Linked DNA regions of Homo sapiens: region 1 is linked to region 2. A link is a loop called in an ENCODE intact Hi-C map of the cell type or tissue named here. Cell type or tissue: endothelial cell of umbilical vein. All regions are shown on one strand. Each heading gives the region's core, and the rest is flanking DNA. Links, peaks and the distances in the headings are about the cores only. Region 1 overlaps BMPR2 (bone morphogenetic protein receptor type 2). Region 2 has its middle 24 kb from the start of SNORD11.

The links. Hi-C counts contacts between places; a loop is a spot of excess contacts. Peaks named below come from ENCODE experiments on the same cell type or tissue, not always from the same donor. Only the 100,000 strongest peaks of a DNase experiment are listed, where the experiment ranks them.
Region 1: it touches region 2 in a loop (6-fold over the local background); 1 of 110 quality-filtered maps calls a loop at or near these places.

The regions. Positions count from the first base shown.
Region 1 is chr2:202,407,178-202,410,096 of GRCh38, forward strand. The region is part of intron 1 of BMPR2 (bone morphogenetic protein receptor type 2); the gene reads left to right. Among named protein-coding and RNA genes, the nearest start is that of BMPR2, 32 kb to the left of the region's middle. In endothelial cell of umbilical vein, for the core only: no CTCF peak of the experiment used is centred there; a DNase peak (open chromatin) is centred at 1,594; H3K27ac peaks cover 2,230 bases.
Region 2 is chr2:202,316,035-202,318,953 of GRCh38, forward strand. No RefSeq gene overlaps it. Among named protein-coding and RNA genes, the nearest start is that of SNORD11, 24 kb to the left of the region's middle. In endothelial cell of umbilical vein, for the core only: no CTCF peak of the experiment used is centred there; a DNase peak (open chromatin) is centred at 1,587; H3K27ac peaks cover 1,626 bases.

The sequences.
Region 1 (2,919 bases), core at 292-2,791, 91 kb after region 2:
AATGATCCGCCTACCTTGGCCTCCCAAAGTGCTGGGATTACAGGTGTGAGCCACTGCACCTGGCCTAATTTTTGTATTTTTATTAGAGACGGGACTTTGCCATGTTGCTCAGGCTGGTCTTAAACTCCTGACTTCAAACTCCTGATCCATCCTTCTTGGCCTCCCAAAGTGCTGGGATTACAAGTGTCAGCCACTGTGCCTGGCCTCAGCTGTTATTCTTCATGCGTATATTTGTTTTGTTCATTTGGGGCACCTTGTTGGTTATCATAAATTTTGGTGTGATCAGGTACTGCTCCTTAATAATACTGTATTTGGCTGGGCGTGGTCGCTCACGCCTGTAATCCCAGCACTTTGGGAGGCCGAGACGGGTGGATCACGAGATCAGGAGATCGAGACCATCCTGACATGGTGAAACCCCGTCTCTACTAAAAATACAAAAAAATCAGCCAGGCGTGGTGGCGGGCGCCTGTAGTCCCAGCTACTCGGGAGGCTGAGGCAGGAGAATGGAGTGAACCCGGGAGGCGGAGCTTGCAGTGAGCCAAGATCCAGCCTGGGCGACGGAGTTCCGTCTCAAAACAAAAACAAAAACAAAAAAAAAACTGTATTTATACTTTATTCTGCATAACTTCTTTTAACTCAGGATTTCTTTTTCTTTTTCTTTTCTTTTTTTTTTGGAGACGGAGTCTCGCTTTGTAGCCCAGGCTGAAGTGCAGTGGCGTGATCTCGGCTCACTGCAAGCTCCGCCTCCCAGGTTCACTCCATTCTCCTGCCTCAGCCTCCCGAGTAGCTGGGACTACAGGTGCCCACCACCACGCCTGGCTATTTTTTTGTAGTTTTAGTAGAGACGGGGTTTCACCGTGTTAGCCAGGATGGTCTCGATCTCTTGACCTCGTGATCTGCCCGCCTCTGCCTCCCAAAGTGCTGGGATTACAGGCGTGAGCCACCGTGCCTGGGCTTTAACTCAGGATTTCATAAAGAAAACAAGATTGAGAAAAACCAAATCTGTTTGTTGTATAAAATAATGTATAGCTCTGAATAGTCATGTCTGATTTTGGGTAAAATGCTAAAAGACTATTCTTCTATGAAGTGCTTTTTACTTTTGCAGTTTTAGGTGGCAAAATAATTTCATATTCTTATTTCCTCACAGAAACCATATGTCTGTGGTTGCTTCTTAGCTCTATCAAATATCCACCTAAGTGCACCAGTAGGTTAAATTGTTTCTCATAAAAGGTTAGTTTTGACAAATTTTTGCTGTTAGCTTTTCATTATCACCAGATCTTGACTGTACTGGCACAATGGTGTATAAAATCTAGAGAGGAAACAAATCAATGTGAACCATAGCATAGTTAATGGGTCTTCTCCAAAGCACTTATTTGGTTAGATAAAAGTACATAAAGCACTTCTCACTGTGTCTGGTACAGAGGGGAGGCATGCAACAAATGTTTTTAGAATAAATAAAAATTCAGTTCTTGTAAGCATTAGTATTAATTACATGAAGGACTTCCAGGCACTGTAATCAGTCTTCTATCTTTGAGATTTGAAAGAAGCAGGAAATAGGGCGTAGGACCTACAAGGAAACAGGAAGATTATCCATGTTTTTATTTCGCATTCCACTTGAACTATCTTGGAAACACAGGGTATAACATCAAACAATGGTCATATAAGTATTTTTTAAAATTTGTTTTTATCTGTTGCTTTATCTGCTTTGTGGTATATTATTGTATTCTATGTCTGGACATGTCTGGACGTTTTCAGTTGATTCATTAATATCAGGAGTAGTGTGAGTGTTTCCTTGTCAAGGAGATACTGCATTTTCTTCCTAGTCCCATAATTAGCCAAAGGAACAAACTACTCTTCTTAAATGTTCATCAAAACAGGTATATGAGTCTGGGCGCAGTGGCTCACGCCTGTAATTCCAACACTTTGAGAGGCCGAGGTGGGTGAATCACTTGAGGCCAGGAGTTTGAGACCAGCCTGGGCAAGACGGCGAAACCTTGTCTCTATAAAAAATACAAAAATTAATCAGGTGTGGTGGTGCACACCTGTAATCACAGCTATTTGGGTGGCTATGGCATGAGAATCACTTGAACCCAGAAGGCGGGGAAGTTGCAGTGAGCTGAGATCGCGCCACTTCATTCCAGCCTTCATGCAGAGCAAGACTCTGTCTCAAAATATATATATAAGATTACACATATATTTCAAAAAAATTATATTTTCCAAAACCAAAAACCCCACAGGTATATGATCTGTAAAACAGGCTGGACATGGTGGCTCATGACTGTAATCCTAGCACTTTGGGAGGCTGAGGCAAGGAGGATCACTTGAACCCAGGAATTTGAGACTTGCCTGGGCAAAATAGTAAGACTCTGTCTCTATTAATTAAAACAAAAACAAAAACAAAAATGACAGACATATGATCTCCGAAACAAACGAATCATGCAGGTCAACCAGGATGTGGGGAGAACTCAAAAAGGTATATAAACAATAACACACAAACCTAATTGTATTATAAATGGATAATACACTGAAGGGGTTGGGGAAGAAAATAACTTGTCTAAGATACTTTGGAAAATTATAAGGCTAAAGACAAAAAGAATTATATGCAAATATTGTGGTGTCATTAGTAAGTTTCTTTCTCATAGGGGCAGGGGTTAGCAATTCTACTTTATATATATACTTAACAGTAAACAAATTAGAAAATATTGTGGATAATAAGACCTAGGTTCCTAACTCTCTCCACTGAGAGGACCTAGAATTAGGAATACCACAGTAGCAGTGACCACAATAGTGCCCCAGATCTTGATTTCTTTTCTTTTTCTTTTTTTTTGACAGTGTCTCACCCTGTCGCCCAGGCTGGAGTGCAGTGGCACGGTCTTGGCTTACTGCACTCTCCACCTCCTAGGTTCAAGTGATTCTCCT
Region 2 (2,919 bases), core at 210-2,709:
CAGTCTGGGCAACAGGAGTTGCCCTGTCTTAAAACAAAACAAACAGACAAAAGCTATTAACAAGTTCCCACCTTTGGGGCAAGGGATTAGAGATTTGGGGATCAGAGAATGGGGAGGAAGATGTGAAGATGTTTGCTTTTCATTTCTTTCTGTATTGTTACATTTTTATATATTTTTTTCCTTTTGAGACAGGGTCTGGCACTGTTACCCAGGCTGGAGTGTGTGGCACGAGCTCACCTCTGCTTCCCGGGCTCAAGTGAGCCTCCCACCTCAGACTCCCTGGTAGCTGGGACTACAGGCAGAAACCACCAAGCCTGGCTAATTTTTCTATTTTTTGTAGAGACAGTTTCACCATGTTACCCAGGCTGGTCTCAAACTCCTGAGCTCAAGCAATACACCTGTGTTGACCTCCCAAAGTGCTGGGATTACAGGCATGAACTATCATGCCCGACCTGTTTCATTTTTTAAAAACCATGTACCTGGCCGGGCACGGTGGCTCACACCTGTAATCCCAGCACTTTGGAAGGCTGAGGCGGGCGGATCACTTTTGGTTGGGAGTTCGAGACCAGCCTGACCAACATGGAGAAACCCCATCTCTACTAAAAAATACAAAATTAGCTGGGCGTGGTGGTGCATGCCTGTAGTCCCAGCTACTCAGGACGCTGAAGCAGGAGAATCTCTTGAACCCGGGAGGTGGAGGTTGGGGTGAGCCAAGATTGTGCCATTGCACTCCAGCCTGAGCAACAAGAGCAAAACTCCGTCTCAAAAAAAAAAAAGTGCCTGTGTTATTTTCACATGTATTATTTTCATGCTTTAAAAATGTAAAATAAATGAAGCTATAGGCAAAAACTACCAAATACATTTTATCTAAAGCTAGGATACCAGTTATTTGTTTTGTTGTTTGTTTTTTTCCTCGAAGAAATCATGAGGTATATATATAGTTTTGTGGCTTCACCACTGTAATCCCCAAGGCTTTTCCAGTAGGGAACAAAGTAGAAAGTGTAAAGTATAAATGAACAGATTATTTGAGATTCATCAGTTCCCTGTACATAGCTCTCCCTTAGCCCCAATTACTATTCTTTCTACTTCAGGCTAAGAAATCACCGCATGGTTTTGAAAGTATTAAACTATCATTTTATAGCAGAAGAACTAGAATCACAGTAGAGTTATAGGGACAGAATTATTCCAGCTTCCACCTGTTTACTCTCTATTAGAGAAATGTAATGTTGTGAAATGGTAGATTGGAGACCAAAGTGTTGTATTACAGTAGGCTTAAGTTAATGCCAGTGATCTGGTTTGATCTTAAATGAACTGTAATGATTTGAAAGAAAGCACAAATTTTAAGATTTTGCTATTCCTTCTCTCCTTGTTCTAGACGATTTGTCTCTTTTTTATAGTCTTCCTTAGAGCTTTCCTCAATCTCTTGTCAGTTCTTGGAATTGAGTTTTCTTACTTCTTCCCAAATCACAGATGTTTTCCCACCCTGTGAAATCTAGGGACTGGCTGGCCAGAGTGTTACCGCAATTGTGTTATTCTGGAGGAAATCCTTTCTTTATCTGCCAGGAATTTCTGGCTCCAAACCAGGGGAAAAAATTTGGTGCACTGCCAGGTAATTGCCTTCTTCCTTTTCCCTTTAGCCGTCTGCAGGCGACTAGCTGGAGCCCACGGGTAAAACCACAGCCTCCAGGGTTGGGAGGGAGCAACTTTCAGGGATCCTGAAGGATAAGGCCAATCACTTCTCCTCCATACAGACAGGACCTCATTTAAACCACAACCTAGCCTTTGTTAGTGCCTTCCAAAAGGAGAACTCATCTAAACTCTGTTGATCACGAATCTCAGTGTTAAAAATCACTATCATAAAATTTTTTCTTTCATCTACACCAGAGGTTGGCAAACTTTTTTGCAAAGGACCAGTTAATTAATATTTTAGTCTTCACTGACTATATGATCTCTGTCGTGACTGCTTAACTCTTCCATTGTGGTGCAAAAGCCAAAATACCAAACAAACGCGTGTGGCTGTCTTCCAATAAAACTTTCTTTATGGACACTGAAAGTTGAATTTCATTTTATTTTCCCATGTCATGCAATATTATTCTTTTTTCCCCCATCCATATATAAATAGAAAAACCATTCTTAGTTCATAGGCAGTATAAAAACAGGTAGCAGGCTTTATATAGTTTGTTGGCCCCTGATCTTAACAACTGGTTTTCTTTTTTTTTTTTTTTTTCTGAGACGGAGTCTTGCTTTGTCACCAAGGCTGGAGTGCAGTGGCACGATCTCAGCTCACTGCAACCTCTGCTTCCCAGGTTCAAGTAATTCTCCTGCCTCATCCTCCCTAGTAGCTGGGATTACAGGCGTGCACCACCACACCTGACCAATTTTGTTTGTATTTTTAGTAGAGATTGGGTTTCACCATGTTGGCCAGGCTCATCTCGAACTCCTGAACTCAGGTGATCCGCTGCCTCAGCCTTCCAAAATTCTGGGATTACAGGCATGCACCACCATGCCTGGCCAACAACTGGTTTTCAAACTGTGTTTTGGGAAGCCCTCTGAGGAGACAGCTCGCTGGGCTAGGGAATGCCAGTCTTCCAGTACCCTTTTTTTCTGTTTTATATATTGTCCTTTCAAATTTTGTTTCAAGGGTTCTATAACCAAAAGTTTAAAAGTCACTAACCTAAGCAGAATCCCTTCTTTTGCAACTTTAGCCCATTTACTTTTGGTCTTCCCTCAGTGCAGGTAGAGAAGAGCTGGTTATTTAACTCTTTTTTTTTTTTTTTTTTTTTGAGATGGAGGCATACTCTGTCGCCCAGGCCGGAGTGCAATGGCATGATCTCGGCTCACTGCAACCTCCACCCGCTGGGTTCAAGCAGTTCTTCTGCCTCAGCCTTCTGAGTAGCTGGGATTACAGGCACCCGCCAC